2 separate regions of the Mus musculus genome follow, and region 1 is linked to region 2. The links are chromatin loops, found by intact Hi-C in ENCODE. Cell type or tissue: heart. All regions are shown on one strand. Each heading gives the region's core, and the rest is flanking DNA. Links, peaks and the distances in the headings are about the cores only.

What was found. Hi-C counts contacts between places; a loop is a spot of excess contacts. Peaks named below come from ENCODE experiments on the same cell type or tissue, not always from the same donor. Only the 100,000 strongest peaks of a DNase experiment are listed, where the experiment ranks them.
Region 1: it touches region 2 in a loop (8-fold over the local background); 2 of 42 quality-filtered maps call a loop at or near these places.

Annotation. Positions count from the first base shown.
Region 1 is chr9:67,081,646-67,091,734 of GRCm38, reverse strand. No RefSeq gene overlaps it. Among named protein-coding and RNA genes, the nearest start is that of Gm10646, 16 kb to the left of the region's middle. In heart, for the core only: no CTCF peak of the experiment used is centred there; no DNase peak of the experiment used is centred there; H3K27ac peaks cover 730 bases.
Region 2 is chr9:66,889,083-66,899,171 of GRCm38, reverse strand. The region is part of intron 1 of Rab8b (RAB8B, member RAS oncogene family); the gene reads left to right. Among named protein-coding and RNA genes, the nearest start is that of Rab8b, 26 kb to the left of the region's middle. In heart, for the core only: no CTCF peak of the experiment used is centred there; a DNase peak (open chromatin) is centred at 3,941.

The DNA.
Region 1 (10,089 bases), core at 604-8,603, 190 kb before region 2:
AGCTGATAAACGTGATGGGGCAGGGGGGTTGCTAACCATATGTTTTCCTATTAATAGGGAGGCATCAACATGACAGTTTAGGGACTAGACGGATGACTTAGCGGGTAAATTGCTTGCTGAGTTAGAACCCAGGTTTGGAGCGCTGGCATCCATATAGAAATGGTGGTGTGGTGGCACACACCTGAAACCTCAGCACCGCGGAGAAGGGACAGGGTAATCCTAGGGACTTGCAGGTCTAGCAGAAATGTTGAGCTCCAGGTTTAGTGAGAGAATCTGTCTCTAAAAATGGAGAGCAATCGGAAGACTCTTGGCATCAGACTCTGGCCTCTACCCTGCGTCCTCACTGGTGAACACACCGACACACACCCACTCACCGACATACACCGACACACACGCAAACCCTGGGATTAAGTCACTGCCTGTTCCATGTGCTTATGTGTACACCAGCAGTTCAGAAGATCTCTGATCCTAAATGTCTCCCCAGCTGGGCATTCATGTCAGCCCCCAAAAGACCAAGACAAACTTGAAACAGTGCAGGCAGCACTTGTGATTTGTGTAAACACGCGTGCGTGCACACACACACACATACACACACACACACGTGCTTTAACAGAACAAAGTGGATGAGTAGTGATGGTGTCTGTGGCCCTCTGTGGAGAGTTGCTGCAGAGTCACTCACATGGAGGAAAGGTGCTGGAGTCAGGCAAACCTTAGTGTGTGAATCCCAGCTGTGTGGCCTTGCCAGCTACAGAACCTCTCAGATCTGCTTCCTCCTCTGCAGAATGGAGGCTGGAGCCCTTCCCCCTAGGAAGGGTGTGAGCATTAAGTAAGGTAAAGTTCACTGAACAAATCCCAGTTTGCAGAAAGGCACTGTAGACTCAGTAAATAGCCAGCTCCTTTGTCATTATAGGGATTCTATTCTCATTAGCTCATGTCACCCTAAGAGCTGTAGGCAGCCAGAAGGAGGCTCCTCCACCCTTGCGATGTCTCTCTATGCCCAGGCTCTGGCCAGCAACTTGAGATATGAGCTGGGACATTTCTCTTAGGGGACAATGTGTCCTTGAGCTGTCCCACAGCAGAAGCCTGTAAGCTGTGCCAGAAACTTTAGGGGCTGTCTGCATGTGTGTGCCTTGAGTCTCTCTTTGCTAGGAACTCTCTGCCCATTTTCCCTGATGCTCCTAGGCACCATCCTTTTTATGCACATACATATGTACACACACACACACTCACACACATTCCCACATATACTAACACATACACTCACACACACACAAACACACACACTCACACATACACACTCTCACACACACACTCACAAACACACACGCTCACACACACACACCTTTTGTTGAGTTTTTGGGTTTTGGATTTTTTTTTTTTTGAGACTTTGGTTTCACTATTTTTAGACTTATTTTCTTTTATGTGCATGAGTGTTTTGCTTGTGTGTATGTATGTGCACCCTGTGCATGCCTGGTGCTCTCAGAGGTTAAAAGCCAGCCCTGGGTCCCCTGGAATGGAGGTATGAATGGGCATGGTTATAAACCACTGTGTGGTACTGGGAACTAATGCTGGGTCCTCTGTGAGAGCAATAACGTGCTCTTAACTGCTGAGCCATCTCTCTACCCCCAAGCTCACATTTAAAACTTGAAATGAGGGTTTGGAGAGATGATGGCTCAGAGGTTGAGAGCACTGACTGCTTCCAGAGGACCTGGCTTCAATTTCCAGCACCCACATGGCAGCTCACAGGTGTCTGTGACTCCAGTTTCAGGGGATCTGACACCTCCACACAGACAAACATGCAAGCAAAACACCAATGCACATTAAAAAAAAAAAAAAAACGTGAAAAGAAGGAAGAGATAGAAATGATAGAAAAAAAAGCCATTCATAGCTCAAATCCTTTGCCAACATTTAACTTAACAATGGGGATTGGAATTTTATTTAAGATAAAGGTCTCTTTAGCTCAGGCTGGTCTCAAACTTACCACACAGACAAAAGTATCCTTGAATTCTTAATCTGCCCATCTCTACCTTCACATGCTAGAATTACAGGTATGCAGCAATAGATCAGCATGTGTGGTTCTGGGGGCAAAACCCAGGATGCAGCTATGCTAAGCAATTGGTCTGCTCCCTGAGCTACTGCCCGGGCCATCTGGCAAGTCTCTACGCATATTATAAGTAATGTTGATTATCCTATATATTTGATACTCATTTATGGGTGTCCTGTTTTTTCCCCCTAACTCCACAGAGAGGCCACCATCGCTTTAACAATTGCACTGCATTTCCTAAGAGCCACCACGGCTTATGAAACCAGCTGGAATCCTAGATTACTGCCAAAATGTTTGCTGTGATGAACGGCATTAGGAAAGCAGAAAACTTTTTCTGTCTTCACGTCATTATCTCAGAAATTATCTTCTTAGAATTATAAGTATAATCTTCTCATGGCACCCATAGTAGACTGGATCTGTTCCCAGAATGAGGGTCATAGCCTGAGGCTTGACAGTCCTAATAAACCACGATTGGTCTCTTGTCCTCAAAAAGCCAACTAAAGACACAATAATGAAAAGCAGAAAAAGGTTTATTCAATGTGACCTCATAGGAAAGACCAAACAGGTTTAGTAACACCTCTCCCATGTCCACTTTTGGAATTCAATTTGAAGATCAGACTAGCCTTGAACTCAGAGATCAGCCTGCCCCTGCCTCCCGAGTGCTAGGATTAAATGCATGCATACCATGCCCGTTGGGTCTTTTTTTTTTTTTTTAATTTTTTATTTGGGGTGAGGATGCACCATAGCACATGTGTGATGTCTGAGCACATCTTGTGTGAATTTGTTCTCTCCTTCTACCATGTGGGGCCCAGGAATCAAACACAAGCCATCAGGCTTGAGAGCAGTCACTTTACATGTTAGTCATCTCACTGGCCCATCTCTGGGGTCTTCATGTGAGATTGGGGTGTAAATAGTAGGTAACAGCAGCCATGGTCAAGTGTGGTGTTAAGTGCATCGCTGATCCATCACTGTCTTGGCTCTAATCTCTCTTACAAGGCAGTCTAACAAGTTGTATGACATTAAATCTGCATGCTATTCCTTCAAGAGATAGATTTTGGCTGGCACAGGCTTAGATTTTCCCATCTCTCAGTATGAGGTTCTTGGGGAAGCTCTACAACCTTGGAGATTAAGGAGGAAGAAGAGGAGGAGGAGGAGGAGGAGGAGGAGGAGGAGGAGGAGAGTCTACTAATCCAAGGGAGGAATGCAAGTAACTCTTTTTTTTTTTCCCCCTAAGACAGGGTTACTCTGTGCAGTCCTGGCTGTCCTGGAACTCACTCTGTAGACCAGGCTGGCCTCAAACTCAGAAATTCACCTGCCTCTGCCTTCCGAGTGCATGTGTCACCAATGGCTGGCTTGCAAGTAACTCTTAAAGAATATATTGGCTCCTGCTAAGAAGATTATAGAAATGAGGCTTGGGGGGTGGGGGTGGGGGTTGGAGTGGCCCTTAGGATGTTAAACACCATTGTGGAGTTTGGAGTTCAGGGTACAGGGAGAGAGAAAAAGAGCAATAAGAACAATTTAGAGTCAGACAACGAAAAAAAGCCAAAGAAGATGGAGGCAACCATCAGAGAAAAGCTAACCAGGCCAAGAAGTCTGGCCCACAGGGTGAGGGGTGGGGTGGGGGCTTGGGTGGGTAGTGTTGCTAGATTTTGGCCTCCTGGCTTCCTGTGAGTGAAGAAGCTCCTCCACCTCCACCCCAACACAGTTGGCAATAACTTGTTTCAGCAGTCTAGGAAACAAATACATTGACCATTTCAATTCACAAAGAAGCACTAAGTCCTAGAGAGGCAGCCTTATATCTGTGACAAATGGCTTCATGGCCATGTCAGATTTATAGAAAGGGCCCATGTCAACAGTTCCACTAACTCTGTATGTCTTCCCAGAAGGCATTGCTTGGGAAACAGGTAGGACTCACCTTTTGTGGTCCTGACTTCTGGCTCAGTTCCAGGAGAAAACTCCCATTGGTCAGCCCTCCTGTGGCTAGTGAGTTTGCTTGTTAGCATGAGATAGGAAATCTTTTTAAGGAAGCCAGCAGGCAAGAGGTTAATCCTTAAATCTTCAGGAATTTTTAAAAAAGATGTATGTGTTCTATTTTATATGTTCTGCCTGCCTACATGTATGTGTGCCATATATGCCCCCTTCCCACACACACACACTACCACCTAAGGAGCTCAGAAGTGGAGGGGAGAGACCAGAAGAGGGTGTCAGATTTCTTGGAACTAGAGTTAGGGGTGGTTCTGAGCCACCATGTGGTTGATGGGTATTGAACCCAGATCCTCTGGAAGAGCAACAAGTGCTGTAAAGCACTGAGCCATGTCTTTGACCCTTAATCCCACAAGATCTTGCTGACTTCCACACAGAAGGTGCAACATCAAAAACAAACAAACAAATGTGAATGGCACAATTTTTATGCTGGTTAAATAGGCTAAGCCCTGTATCTTCAGACTCTATGAATCCTGTTGAATAATATACCCAGGTATTTATTGAGCAGGGCAGAGAAGGAGCAGACCTTATGTGCAAACTCCACGACCAGTCCCACAACACCCAGAAGACACTCCGCTCACAGTCGCTCTAACACACCCAGGATCCCAGGATCCCAGGAGCTTGGTCACACCAGGATCTCAGGGTCCCAAAGGCAGCTTGACTCCCAGAAGCTCTGTCTCACCTAGGATCTCAGGATCATAGGATCCCAGAACCACGGGATCACAGAGATAGATTGACTCTGAGGAGTTCTGACACAACCAGAATCACAGGAAGAACAGGCTCCAGTCAGATATCGAGGACAGGTAGCACTAGCGAGAACCAGATGGCGGGAGGCAAGCATAAGAACATAAGCAACAGAAACCAAGATTACTTGGCATCATCAGAACCCAATTCTCCCACCATAGCAAGTCCTAAATACCCCAACACACTGGAAAAGCAAGATTCAGATCTAAAATCACTTCTCATGATGATGATAGAGGACTTTAAGAAGGACATAAATAACTCCCTTAAAGACATACAGGAGAACACAGGTAAGCAGCTAGAAGCCCTTAAAGAGGAAACACAAAAATCCCTTAAAGAATTACAGGAAAACACAGTTAAACAGGTGAAGGAAATGAACAAAACCATCCAAAAACTAAAAATGGAAATAGAAACAGTAAAGAAATCACAAAGGGAGACAAACCTGGAGTTAGAAAACCTAGGAAAGAGATCAGGAGTCATAGATGCAAGCATCACCAACAGAATACAAGAGATAGAAGAGAGGCAGAAGATACCATAGAAAAGATTGACACAACAGTTAAAGAAAATGCAAAAAGCAAAAAGCTCCTAGCCCAAAACATCCAGGAAATCTAGGACACAATGAGAAGACAAAACCTAAGGATAATAGGTTTAGAAGAGAGCAAAGATTCCCAACTTAAAGGGCCAGTAAATATCTTCAACAAAATTATAGAAGAAAACTTCCCTAACCTAAAGAAAGAGATGCCCATGAACATACAAGAAGCCTACAGAATTCCAAATAGACTAGACCAGAAAAGAAATTCCTCCTGTTACATAATAATCAAAACACCAAGTGCACTAAACAAAGAATTTTAAAAGCAGTAAGGGAGGTCAAGAAACATATAAAGGCAGACCTATCAGAATTACACCAGACTTCTCACCAGAGACTATGAAAGCCAGAAGATCCTGGGCAGATGTCATACAGACCCTAAGCGAACACTAATGCCAGCCCAGGCTACTATATCCAGCAAAACTCTCAATTACCATAGATGGGCAAAACAAGATATTTCATGACAAAACCAAATTTACATAATATTTTTCAATAGATCCAGCCCTACAAAAGATAATAGATGGAAAACACCAATTCAAGGATGGAAACTACACCCTAGAAAAAGTGAGAAAATAATCTTTCAACAAACCCAAAAGATAGCCACACAAAACATAATTCTATCTCTAACAACAAAAATAACAGGAAGTAACAATCACTTTAATATCTCTTAACGTCAATGGACTCAATTCCCCAATAAAAAGACATAGACTAACAGACTGGATATGTAAACGGGACCCAGCATTTTACTGCATACAGGAAACCCACCTCAGTAACAAAGGCAGATACTACCTCAGAGTAAAAGGTTGGAAAACAATTCTCCAAGCAAATGGTCCCAAGAAACAAGCTGGAGTAGCCATTCTAATATCAAATATAATCAACTCTCAACCAAACATTATCCAAAAAAAAAAAAAAGATTAGGAAAGACACTTCATACTGGTCTAAGAAAAAAATCTACCAACATGAACTCTCAATTCTGAACATCTATGCTCCAAATGCAAGGGCACCCACATTCATAAAAGAAACTTTGCTATAGCTCAAAGGACACATCACACCTCACACAGTAATAGTGGGAGACTTCAACACTCCACTCTCAGCAATGGACAGATCATGGAAACAGAAACTAGACAGAGACACAGTGAAACTATCAGAAGTTATGAACCAAATGGATCTAACAGATATTTATAGAATATTTCATCCTAAAGCAAAAGAATATACCTTCTTCTCAGTACCTCATGATACCCTCTCCAAAATTGACCATATAATCGGTCACAAAATAGGCCTCAACAGATACAACAAGAATGAAATAATTCCCCGCACCCTATCAGATCATCATGGACTAAGGCTGGTTTTAAATACAAATAAAAAAACTGGAAATCACACATACACATGGAAGCTGGACAACGCTCTACTCAATGATAACTTGGTCAAGGAAGAAATAAAGAAATTAAAAGCTTTTTAGACTTTACTGAAAATGAAGACACATCATACCAGAACTTATGGGACACAATGAAAGCAGTGGTAAGAGGAAAACTCATAGCTCTAAGTGCCCCCCAAAAAGAAACTAAAGAGAGCTTACATTAGCAGCTTGACAGCACACCTGAAAGCTCTAGAACAAAAAGAAGCAAATATACCCAAGAGGAGTAGATGGCAGGAAATAATCAAACTCAGGGCTGAAATCAACCAAATAGAAACAAAAGAACTATACAAAGAATCAACCAAAACAGGAGCTGGTTCTTTGAGAAAATCAACAAGTTAGATAAACCCTTAGCCAGATTAACCAGAGGGCACAGAGACAGTGTCCAAATTAATAAAATCAGAAATAAAAAGGGAGACATACCAATGAAATATATCTTAAAATAACTATTCTGATTGTTGAATATTAACAATTGAAAATATTAAAATCATGTTCTACAAAAAAAAAAAAAACCACCTTGCAGTAATTCTGTATCCAGCAAAACCGATTTAAACTGAGAAAGAAATTAAAGCATTCTAGATAAACAAGATCAGAGATAGTTCATTATCTTAGACCTGCCTCCAAAGAAATGTTAATTGGTGTCCTTGGGCTAAATGAAGGAAGTTTTGGATAACTCAAAATCTTATGAAATGATAAATCCTCAAGTAAAGATAGATACGTAAAAAAGAAAGAAAGAAAAAAAAAAAAAAAAGAACAGGGCAGCGAAATTCCTTCTCTGTAGCAACAGCTTCCGTTTACCAAGCACCAGCCACAGGCCAGGCATTATACTAAGCCTGTCAGTCAGTTCTAGGAGGGAAAGTCAAGTCATGTGGATGGAGTAAAATAAAGGCAAAGGACAAATTAACAAACCATGCCATGCGAGTGAGCGCCTATCCCAGGGCAGCTATGGAAAGACAGGCATTACCACATTGAGCCAGGGGAGAGGCAGTGTGGTGCAGACAGAAGGATGTGAGCGAGTGTGAAAGGCAGTGTGATCCAAGAGACCAGCAGGGAGGAAGCCAGACTCAACCTCCTCCCTTCCCTGCAGGACACAAAAGGACAAACAGAAGTTCTTCCACTTACCTACTAGCTGCCCTGCTGTGTGTAGTTAGCTTCCATAGGAACACCCTGGTAGGGATTGTTTACAGCTCCAGTTGGCAGTGTGAACCAGGAAGAGTGGGGTCTAAAAATGAGGCAGATTAAAGTCTCCTGCAATAGCCAACTGAATTCAGAGCATCAGACAATACTCTGAGGGCTAAAAAGAGTCACCTGAATAAAGTGTCAATCACAAGGACAAGCTACATGTGGCCAAAACATGTTTCTCCAAGGAGGCAAATGAATAACAACGGCTGAAGTAAACTCACTCCGATCCACTACGCCTGGGAGGAGCATAAAAGCATATTTCATGAACAATTCCTTGTTTTGAAGAAACTGAGGCAACAAAACTCTTGTTTTCTCACCAATGCTCAGAATTCTCACTAGACTCCATTCTTGGGTTGTGTTCTGACAACCTCAGAACCTTTGAGACATAAAGAAATTTAGCTTACAAGAGAAAGCATGCTACCCACTCCTGGCAACCATGTGAACACAAATCTCCTATGGCTATGAAATCTCAAAAAAACAAAAATATTAAGAAAAGACGATCTTAGGACTGGGGAGGGTGTTATTCAGCTGATAGAGTGTTTACTTAACACACATAAAGTTCTGGATTTTATTCCAGCACTGCACAACCCAAGCATGGTGATGCATTCCTGTGATCCAACAGAAAGGAAAGACAGGAGGACTGGTGTAGCCATTTAAAGGCCAGCCTAGGATACAGGAAACCCTTGGATGGATGGATGGATGGATGGATGGATGGATGGATGGATGGATGGATTGATTCTCTCCCAACATTAACTGCTATTTTGGGGAGAATATATTTCTATGTTCAATATTTAATAGTACTCACATCATAGAGGCAGCATAAATGCAACAAAGATCCAACAATGAATCCCCACACGTACCACTGACTTGTAAGACTAGGGCTTTCTCCCTTTCTTATTCCTCACCGACCCCAGAATTCCAGTGGTCGTCAGAGTTTGGAGGGGAGAAGGTAGGTGAGCCACTGTCTGGATGGGCTGGAGTAAGAGATGCCCAGCCAGAGGATTCTGGGTCTCCTAGCTCCACTTCCTCCAGTTTGCTGTATACAATGTATGATTGCAATCCTGTGGTGGGCAGGAGGCAGAGGAGAGATGGGGATGGGGGAAGTGTATATGGTGGCCAGATATGAACCTCAAGCACTGTTCACCCTATTTCTTGAGATAGGGTTTTACCGGGATCTTGCCAAGTCCACTAAGTTGGCTGGTCAGTAAACCCAGAGGCCTTCCGATCTCAGCCTCTCCACTACTTGGGATAGGAGAGCATGACACAATACCTGGCTTTTTTGTGTGATTTCTAGGAATAGAACTCAGGTCCTCCTGGCAAGCCCTTTGCAATAGAATCATTTCCCCAGCCCCAGTGATTAGAATCGTAGTTAAAGTAAGAGTTCCTTAACTTACAAAAGCCTCGGTTGGGAAACCACTGGAGCAAGTGTCTCAAGGCCATCGGCCATCATTCTGGCTTGTCACAGTGGCCAGTGCCCAGAGGCCTGGGTGTGACAGCAGTGAGGCCAGCCTTTCTTGGGCTGCTTCATCTCTGCTGGTTGTCTCAGGTTGTCTACCCACTTGGGAGGCCACCTTTCTCCAAGCCCGGGACCTGATCACCCAAAAAGACCTTTCCCTTGCCTCTGTCAGAGAGGCCAGAGAGAGGAGTCAGATTCTGTCTGACTGTCCTCTAATGCCCAGCATCCCCACAGTATGCCTCTCAGGTGGCAACATGTCTAGGCCTTGCTGAAGGAGTGCCCCGCCCCCAAGCACTGCCTGCCTCCTCCAGCTCCCTGGGTCTTCCAGACCTAGATTTAGAACACCAGGTCAGTTGTAAAGAAAAGAAATATGTATTCTTCCTTTCCACACCCAGGTTCCTCATTCTGGGGCTGGGAGACCGCCAACAAAAATAGCATGATGTCATCCCCGGCTGATCCTGTTAATCCCTTTCTGTCCAATATTGAGTCTCGGTTTTTATTTAAAAGTGATTTTATTGTCAAAGGCTGGTTAAGAGCCTCTGAGAGCAGTGCAGGGAAACCTGGGGACGCCTTTGATGTGCTGAGTGATGCAGGGCCCCCAGGCCCTTGCTTCTAGCATGGAAAGAAAATGGAATCTGCAGAAGGCTTGGGAGCTGGAAACATTCTGTTTCAGATGGCATGTG
Region 2 (10,089 bases), core at 848-8,847:
TAAGCAAGACTTTAGTGAGAACCTTAGTTTGAAACTTCCCTCACAAAGCTTCTTGGTACTGTATTAACAAATACTTCCTTTTAAGTGTAAAAATGCTCAAAGTATGAGTGTGTGTCTACAGTCTGGACCTTCAGGTAAGGCCCTAGAATGGTTTCTGTGAATCTTTCTTTCCTTGGTAGTGCCATACTGACTGACCATCTAAAAGCTCCTGGCTTGTCAGTCTGCCTCCTTCAGAAGTGACCTTCCTGCCCTGTGTGGTGATATTCACCTCAGTGGGTTGGTGTAGCAGTTTCCTTGGCGTGTAGCTCACATTGAATGCTAAATCACCCACAGCAGACAACAAATAAGCAACAGTGGGCCACAAATGGTTAGGGGTCAATGGTGGGCTCCCAGTGTGCCCTGGCTAGGGGATAATGGTGGGCTCCCAGTGTGCCCTGGCTAGGGGATAATGGTGGGCTCCCAGTGTGCCCTGGCTAGGGGATAATGGTGGGCTCCCAGTGTGCCCTGGCTAGGGGATAATGGTGGGCTCCCAGTGTGCCCTGGCTAGGGGGTCAATGGTGGGCTCCCAGTGTGCCCTGGCTAGGGGATAATGGTGGGCTCCCAGTGTGCCCTGGCTAGGGGCAACGGTGGGTTCTCAGGCTGTCCCCGTTATGTGTTTAAGCTTTGAAATTGAGCTGTAAGACAGTTGTCAAGGGAGCCAGTACATTTTCTGTTCCGGTTCAAGTTCAGCTCTGACTCATATTTTTTCTAGTTCAATCCAATTTTGGGTAGATTTAAAATAAATTATTTCATTTTTGTATTAGAAAAATGTCACTTTCATCTAGAGATTGAGAATCAGAAAAGATAGTAGTGATGATCTGATGCTACTTTTGACTCAAGGGGAAAAAAAATAACAGGATCCTTATAGAGTGTTGTAGGATTCAAGGTGTTTTTTATAACTAGCCAGAGGGAAGGAAACTCTGCCTCTGAGACTTACTGTAGGAAAACATAAGGGGAGGAAGAGAATCTCTATAGAATTTCCATACATGGTCGTGGGGTTAGCAGGTAGCTTCTGGACTTCCCCAAATGTTTCCCCTTTCACTAAAACAGCCCTGTGAACTGACTGGTGATTGATGTCTGAGTGGGAAACCACTGGAACATCCAACCTGACTGTGAGTGGCCATCGTCACATAGAACCCACAGGTGCCTGTGCTTATCCCCGGGGGGGGGGGGCGGGAGAGGGGGAGGATGATAACACAGGAAAGAGCATGATGTGACTTTGCAGGGCTGGCTCGCACAGTCCCAGAATATAATTAAAAGTCCATGCGATTAGCAGTAAACACTGAGGTTTATGCTGGATTTGTATAAGACTGGCAGAAACTAAAAGCACATTCTAGTGGCTTAGGCCCTCCCTCTGCCCCTCCTTTTCTCTCTCCCTCCTTCTTTTGTCTTTTCCTTCACTCCCTTTTTCTTTCTTCCTTCTTTGGAATGAAAAGGAAACTCCAGGTCCCAACAGTTTTCTCTCTTTTTTAATGTGTGTGTATGAGGTGTATGTATGCATGTTCATGTGCACATGAATGTTTGTGTATGTGAACAGAGTTACATCCATGGGGTCCTTCTCTTCCACCTTGTTGCGGCAGGGACTCCTGTTCATGCTGTGTGCCAGGCAAGCTGGCCCACAGGCCTCAGGTGTGCTCTTCCCCCAGCCTGGAGCTGGCTAAATAGACATTAAGTGCTTGCCACAGTTGGACCTTAATGACCCAGGTGGAGTCAATTTCCTACAGGAGTAGACTGCCCACTGAGCTTGCTTTGCAAGTCAATCCAGCTGAAACAAAGGATGGGTCTGTGGTCTCTCCTTATATAAGCAGAGTGCTGGATATTAAACTTTGAGCCTTGGTCAGAAACTGTTGTCTTGGCTTCATCATTCTCTCGCACCCCGTCGTTTTTCATTTCCAGCCTCTCTTCCAGGAACCCAGCTCATCCATGGCTGCTGTACAGCTATAGTCTTGGGTCTCTCTCCAGTCCCCTTCCATCGTGTGGAGGTGTGATAGGATGCAAACTGAGTACTCCTGGCTCGTCTGTGGACTCTGGGGCCCAAACTCCAGCCCTCCATTTGCATACTTTGTCTACCTCCCAACCGTATTCTTTTTTAAACTGGATATTTTTAGCCTGTTCATAGATTCATTTTCATTTACCTATTTCTCAGGCAGTACTTGAGATTGTACTACATGATTCTTTACTTTATCCTTCAAATAAGTTCTTGTAAGTGAAGATGTCTTCTGTCACCTTTTCATTACGTCAAACAGATGGGATGTTTGTGTGGATGGTCACTCTGGGGAAGGACCTGCAGGAACGTGCTTTAGGTCAGTAACTGCTGCTCTATACAGAGCCAAATGCTCAGATAACCCACTGTGCTGCCTAAAGAATTTCTTATTTAAATCTAATCCACATCTCTAAACTGCAATGTATACCTCTTTTAAATTTAGTAGACTTGGTTTTTGGGCTACAGATGAGATAGCCTTTGTTTGCAAAAATAATAATAAAAGGTAAGTTGTAAATTTAACTTGTAATATTGGGACACAGACACACAAGCATACCCACCACACACACAGAGAGAACGCTATAGCCTTCCTTCTGGCAATGAAGAATTCTTACATAAGTCTCCAGCTGTTTATTTATATTGTTGGAACTTAAAGTGAATAATTTTCTGTACTTTTCATTTATTCCCATTTCTCATATCTACTCTCAAGAATAAAACATAAATGGCCCTTTTCTTGAGCCAACTTGTAAACTTAGAAGTTCCCACTATTAAACTTGAGCCTGGTCATTCCTTCCCAGATACGGTGCTGTAGGAGGCAGAGTCTTGTGCGGTCATCTGAGAGCTTGATTTCAATTGTGAAAAGAATCTGTCAGCAGCACTCGGAGCTTCCTTGAAGATGGTTGTGCTCAGTGTCTGGCTCTGCTTCTGGTGATGGGCGTGGCCTTCAGTTTCCAAAGTGTTTTATCTCTCTTTTCTTATGTCAGCCTGAGATGTGAGTGTCTGCTTTCGAGAGTTTGTGTTTCTTATGTCTTCTTTCTAACTTAAAAACTGCATGTCATCCTTCTCTGACCTCAGAGAAACAAGGAAAAGTATTTCCTATGGATTGTGTATTTGGGATTTTACTTTATTTTTCTTGTTAGTTAATAAGTCTTCAAAATTGAACAGGGTATGTAGAGCATTGTCAGTATGCCTAAAAGTCCACAATGATTCGGATAAGCTTCCCCATTTCAGACAGAGAGATACCTGCTGTTGCTATGAGACCAGTTCCTGCATTGACCCCAACTCACCAACTGTGACCCGGGAAAGTAGGTGCTGAAGGCATGACTTCTGGTGACTCCTAGAGTCACCCCTGTTCCACTCTCCGAGTTAAGTTACTGCCTTCTGGCTCTGACTGTAGGTCATTGTGAGATGTGCTTTATGGGAATTGTAATACAGTGATACACAGATTTAATTTTAAAATACATTTTTATATTTTCATTTCTGTTGATTAAGGTAGTCTAGAACTTGTCTTGGAGTTCCTCACCAAACTGCTTGAGTTTCAGAGATATTAAAAACGTCTCTGGCTAACAGTAGTTTTGTTTTCATAACCCAGCATTTTTTTTTTTTGAAAACTGAAGTGAAAATTGGCAGAAGATGCAAAGGAACCATATCACACTGACTCTCACAGATTTGTATTGCCCAAGAGTCCGTATGAAAGGCAGCACCATGAGATGGTCTTTCCTTCTCGGCCTTTTCTCTTATGTGTTATCTGCCTGGCTTCTCCCTTCTTGAATGACTAGATAAATGTTTTGATGCAGTTTTCAAGTATTGTGTCGTCCTGCCTGAAAGTTTTGATTTCTCAAATATGTGTCCTTCTTTAGCCAAAAGATGGTGTCAGAGCAGCTGGCCCGGCTGCTGCCTCAGTGGAGCATTTTCCCCCAGGAAAGGCGGGGTTCTCTCTGGTCACAGAGATGTTGATTACACGGGCGTTCCTCTCGGTGTTGCTGAGTCAGAGTCTCTCTCACTTCATTTTGTTACTTGTGCTCACGATAGCTCCTTTCCTGTAAAGAAGGAGTAATCAAACAGCTTATCAAAGAGGGTCCATATAATTAGTCAGGAGAAAGGAGCACAGATGTACTGCCAAGAGCCTGGCAAAGAGATGGTAGGACTGGGTCCCCTGATGGGAGGTCTTAGTGTAATGAGAGTGACAGTTCTGTATGATGATTTTCCTGTTATGCAATAGACGTGACAATATAGGTTCTTTATATCTAAAAAAAATTTGAATATAGAGGTTTTCCATCAGAAATTTCTTTTGTTTCTTTTCCCCTTCTCTCTTCTTCCCTCCCTCTCTTTCCACAGTCTTGGTACTTAGCCCAGGCTAGCTCCAAACTCTCATTTCTCCTGTGATTTGGTAGTGCTGGGATTTTGGGTGCTTTTATTCAGTTCCCTCTGGGACTTTGTAATCTTCCTTGATATTTATTCTAATAGCAATTTGGGTGTTTAAGATAATTTTAGTTTCCTGTGTATTGCACTGAGCTTTTAGATTTCCAGAGGAGACCTTATCTGAGTTCATTGTATGGTGGCACTGGCCATAACGATTTCAGGTCCTTAGCCAGGTTTGGAGAGTCATGTATGGCTGTTCAAAACCAAGATGGAGAAGAAAGGACTAGTGATTTTTGGATACTTGAAGCCAGAGAAGGCTCCCATCATGAAGGTGTCTGTGTGTGAGTGCTGTTTTCTCCAATGGAGAATTAAGTCACTGACTACACTAATGTGCTTTTTTTTTAATTGAAAAATAATATAAAGTAAAATCTGACAAAGACAGACTTTTCAGAAGAGGAAGGGTTATATTGCATTTGTACAACTTTGTATCAGTAGCAACATTCATGTCAAAAAGGAAACTCTCATTTTGAAATTCATCTTAATTGCAACATTCTTTTTTCCAGACAGACAGTTCAGAGCTCACACAGTAATAACTACTTCTAAAACAGACATGAGAATTCAACTAGTTGAGCTTGTTATGCCAGCCCTCTCATGTTAGTACATGGTTTTAAGCAAGATACTTATCTGAATTCCCCTTTCCTCTTGTCTTCAATGGAGATAATACCCCTGGTGCAGGTTCCTTAGTTGGCTGGTTGGCTGGTTTTGAGAATGGTGAGGGGCATTAAGGACTTACCACACTGCCTGGCACTAAGAGCTATTGGGAAGTACTAATGGTTTTTAAAAGTATATTAAAACCTATTCTTTGAGAATAGGTTTTTAAAAATAAATTTAAATTTATCCTTTGAGAATTTTATTTACAAATATACTGTATTTGATTTTATCTATGCCCTTCCTCTCTTCCACCCCATCCCTTCTGTTCTTCTCCCAACTTTATGACCTCTTTTTATTTTTTAACTCCAAATCTGTTTGTTTTGAGGAGTATGAAAATCCAATGCTTTCTATTTCTTTCATATATATTTTATTTTATATTAATCTTTGAAAATCCAGAGAATCATAAGGGGATATTAATAAATAATTTTCGTTTTAAATAGAATATGATTTTAATATTTCCAACTGTTAGTATTCAACAGACAGAATAATTATTTTAAGATATATTTTGTTGATAAATCTCCCTTTTCATTTCTGATTTTGTGAATTTGGATACTGTCTCTGTGCCCTCTGGTTAATCTGGCTAAAGGTTTATCTATCTTGTTAATTTTCTCAAAGAACCAGCTCCTGGTTTTGTTGATTCTTTGTATAATTCTTTTTGTTTCTATTTGGTTGATTTCAGCCCTGAGTTTGATTATTTCCTGCTGTCTACTCCTTTTGGGTGTAATTGCTTCTTTTTGTTCTAGAGCTTTCAGGTGTGCTGTCAAGTTGCTAGTGTAAGCTCTCTTCAGTTTCTTTTTGGAGACACTTAGAGCTATGTGTTTTCTTCTTAGGACTGCTTTCATTGTGTCCCATAAGTTTTGGGATGATGTGTCTTCATTTTCATTCAATTCTAAAAAGTCTTTAATTTCTTTCTTTATTTTTTCCTTATAAATAAAAAGTGATCATTTAGTAGAGCATTGTTCAGCTTCCATGTGTATGTGTGCTTTCTGTTGTTTTTGTTGGTATTTAAGACCAGCCTTAGTCCATGGTGATCTGATAGAGTGCATGGGATTATTTCAATCTTCTTGTATCTGATGAGGCCTGTTTTGTGATCAATTATATGGTCAATTTTGGAGAAGGTACCATGAGGTGCTAAGAAGAAGGTATATTCTTTTGCTTTAGGATGAAATGTTCTATAAATATCTGTTAGATCCATTTGGTTCATAATTTGTATTAGTTTCACTTTGTCTCTGTTTAGTTTCTGTTTCCATGATCTGTCCATTGCTGAGAGTGGAGTGTTGAAGTCACCCACTATCATTGTGTGGGGTGTGATGTGTGCTTTGAGCTTTAGTAAAGTTTCTTTTATGAATGTGGCTGCCCTTGCATTTGGAGCATAGATGTTCAGAATCGAGAGTTCGTCTTGGTAGATTTTTCCTTTGATCAGTGTGAAGTGTGCTTCTTTATCTTTTTAAATAACTTTTGGTTGAAAGTTAATTTTATTCCATATTAGAATGGCTACTCCAGCTTGTTTCTTGGGACCATTTGCTTGGAAAATTCTTTTCCAACCTTCTACTCTGAGGTCTTTGTCACCGAGGTGTGTTTCCTGTATGCAGCAAAATGTTGGGTCTTGTTTACGTATTCAGTCTGTTAGTCTATGTCTTTTTATTGGGGAATTTAGTCCATTGATGTTAAGAGATATTAAGGAAAAGTGATTACTACTTCCTGTTATTTTTGTTGTTAGAGGTGGAATTATGTTTGTGTGGCTATCTTCTTTTGAGTTTGTTGAAAGATTCCTTTCTTGCTTTTCCCTAGGGTGTAGTTTCCGTCCTTATGTTTTCCAATTATTATCCTTTGTAGGGCTGGATTTATGGAAAGATATTGTATAAATTTGGTTTTGTCATGGGATATCTTGTTTTCTCCATCTATGGTAATTGAGAGTTTTGCTGGGTATAGTAGCCTGGGCTGGCATTTGTGTTCTCTTAGGGTCCGTATGACATCTGCCCAGGATCTTCTAGCTTTCATACTCTCTGGTAAAAAGTCTTGTATAATTCTAATAGGCCTGCCTTTATATGTTACTTGACCTTTCTCCCTTACTGCTTTTAATGTTCTTTCTTTGTTTAGTGCATTTGGTGTTTTGATTATTATGTGACAGGAGGAATTTCTTTTCTGGTCCAGTCTATTTGGAATTCTGTAGGCTTCTTGCATGTTCATGGGCATCTCTTTCTTTAGGTTAGGAAAGTTTTCTTCTATAATTTTGTTGAAGATATTTACTGGCCCTTTAAGTTGGTAATCTTCACTCCCTTCTATACATATTACCTTAAGTTTCGTCTTTGCATTGTGTCCTAGATTTCCTGGATGTTTTGGGTTAGGAGCTTTTTGCTTTTTGCACTTTCTTTAACTGTTGTGTCAATGTTTTCTATGGTATCTTCTGCACCTGAGATTCTCTCTTCTATCTCTTGTATTCTGTTGGTGATTCTTGCATCTATGACTCCTGATCTCTTTCCTAGGTTTTCTTACTCCAGGTTTGTCTCCCTTTGTGATTTCTTTATTGTTTCTATTTCCATTTTTAGATCTTGGATGGTTTTGTTCATTTCCTTCGTCTGTTTGACTGTGTTTTCCTGTAATTCTTTAACGGATTTTTGTGTTTCCTTTTTAAGGGCTTCTAGCTTTTTACCTCTGTTCTCCTGTATTTCTTTAAGGGATTTATGTCCTTCTTAATGTCCTCTATCATCATCATGAGAAGTGATTTTAGAACTGAATCTTGCTTTTCCTGTGTGATGGTGTATCCAAATCTTGCTATGGGGGGAGAATTGGGTTCTGATGATGCCAAGTAATCTTTGTTTCTGTTGCTTATGTTCTTATGCTTGCCTCCCGCCATCTGATTATCTCTAGTGCTGTCTGCCCTTACTCTATCTGACTGGGGCCTGTTCTTCCTGTGATCCTGGTTGTGTCAGAACTCCTCAGAGTTCAGTTGTCTCTGTGATCCTGTGATTCTGGGATCCTGAGATCCTGGGATCCTAGGCATGTTAAAGCACCTGGGAGCTTCCTCTGGGTGTTGTGGGACTGGCTGCAGAGTTCGAATCCAAGGTCTGCTCAGGGTACCGGCCCAGACTAGAAGGAACCTGTGCCAGTGGTCAGGCAGAGTTCCTGGGTACCTGGGTCCTGCTTGTCCAGTTACTTCCAGTGTTGGGGCAGATGTTGTGTCCTCCCTTTATGACCTCTTATTTAAAGTTTTTCTTTTTCGTAACCTACAGAGTCAAATTAGTACTACTTTTTTGCACATGAGTTCATTAGAGCATGAGCAGCCTTCCAGGGGATATACCCCTGAGGAAAACGATTTTCCCTACCCTTGTGCTAGCAACTGCTGGTAGCTCTTAGCTAGCAGTGGGCCTCATGAGCCACTCTCCCATCCAAGCTGGCTTCTTGAGTAGCTTGATCTTTGCAGGTAGCCACACTGCTGTGAGTTTGAGTGCAATGGCCCTGTTATGCACTTCTTAGCATTCATTCCCAACCTCTGGCTCTGAAAGTCGTTATGCCCACTCGTTTGCTCAGCCTTTGGGAAAAAGAGTGTGATACAGATGTCCCATTTATGGCTGAGCACTCCATAGTCTCTTATTGTCTCTGTATTAACCACTGTCCACTGGTGGGGGTGGGAGGGAGGAAGCTTCCCTGATCGGGGCTGAGAGTTGCATCAGCATATGCTATAGTTTTGTGTCAGTGTGACACAAGTTACAGTCACTGGAGAAGAGAGAAACTCAATTGAGAATTTGTCTCATAAGATCCTGCTGTAGGGCATTTTCTTAATTAGTACTTGATGGGGGAGGGCCCAGCCCATTGTGGGTGGTAACAACCTTGGTCTGGTGGTCCTGGATTTTATAAGAAAGCAGTCTTTAGTTCCAGCCTGGTCTATAGAGTGAGTTCCAGGACTGCTAAGGCTACACAGAGAAATCCTGTCCCAAAAACCAAACACAAAGAGCAGGAGAGAGAGAGAGAGCGAGCGAGCAAAAATTAGTTAGCAGCACCCCTCCATAGTCTCTGCATCAGGGTGTTCTTTCCTTGTTTGAATTCCTGGCCTGGCTTTTTAAAATAATGACTACAATGTAGGAGTGTAAGCCCAATAAGTTTTCTATCCCAACTTGTTTTTTTTGTTTCATTACAGCAATAGAAATCCTTAGCTAAGACATATGGGTATAAAGATAAGTACTTAGAAAGTAGTTGGATATTAAACCATAATATTAGCAAAATAGTAGAATGTTCTCTCTTAGGGCCTATAAGCTATAAATACCTGTGAGGGTTTTTTTTTTGCCAGGTTTACAAGACCAGGCATAAATTTCCTCCTGTGGAGTACACGACTCCAATCAGCAGTAGGCTGGTTACCCCGTAGCATCTGTGCCACTGTTACACCAATGGGCATATCATGCCAGGACAGTTACTGTTGTAGCTCACAGTGTTTATGGCTGGACAAGATGGCTGATGACTTTTCTCCCAGCAAGCACTAGTGGTTTTTAATAATGATGGCCTCTCCCATTATAGCTTTGTTTTGAGGTCTCAGGAGACAGTCTTGAGAGATATTATTTGATTCCATTCTGCAGGGTGATCTAATCTGAAGCTCATCTTATTTGTACGATATGTGCCCTGGCCGTCCTGAACTGACTTCAGGGGGAGTTTGTGGTTTTGCAGGCAATTGCTCCCTCAAGTAAAGGCTGTGGTTCATTCCATTCATTTACAGTAAGGTCAGTTACCAAACTCTGCCAAACTCTTCTGCATTTTTTTTTTTTTTTTGTGTGATGGTCCTTTTTTCTCTGGTAAAGCTGGTGGATGCGAGCATCTCAGGGGGAGGAGGGCTTGGGCAGGCACCTTGCTGGGGCAGGATTTCTACTGCTGGGATTCTCTTAAGTCTGATCTTCCCCAGTCTTTTCTGTGTTCCTTTCCCTACAAAATACAGAGAACATGCTAAATTATTGCCCTCCTAAATTTCATACATGTTTTCATTTCCACTACATTTAAGGTTCTAAAGT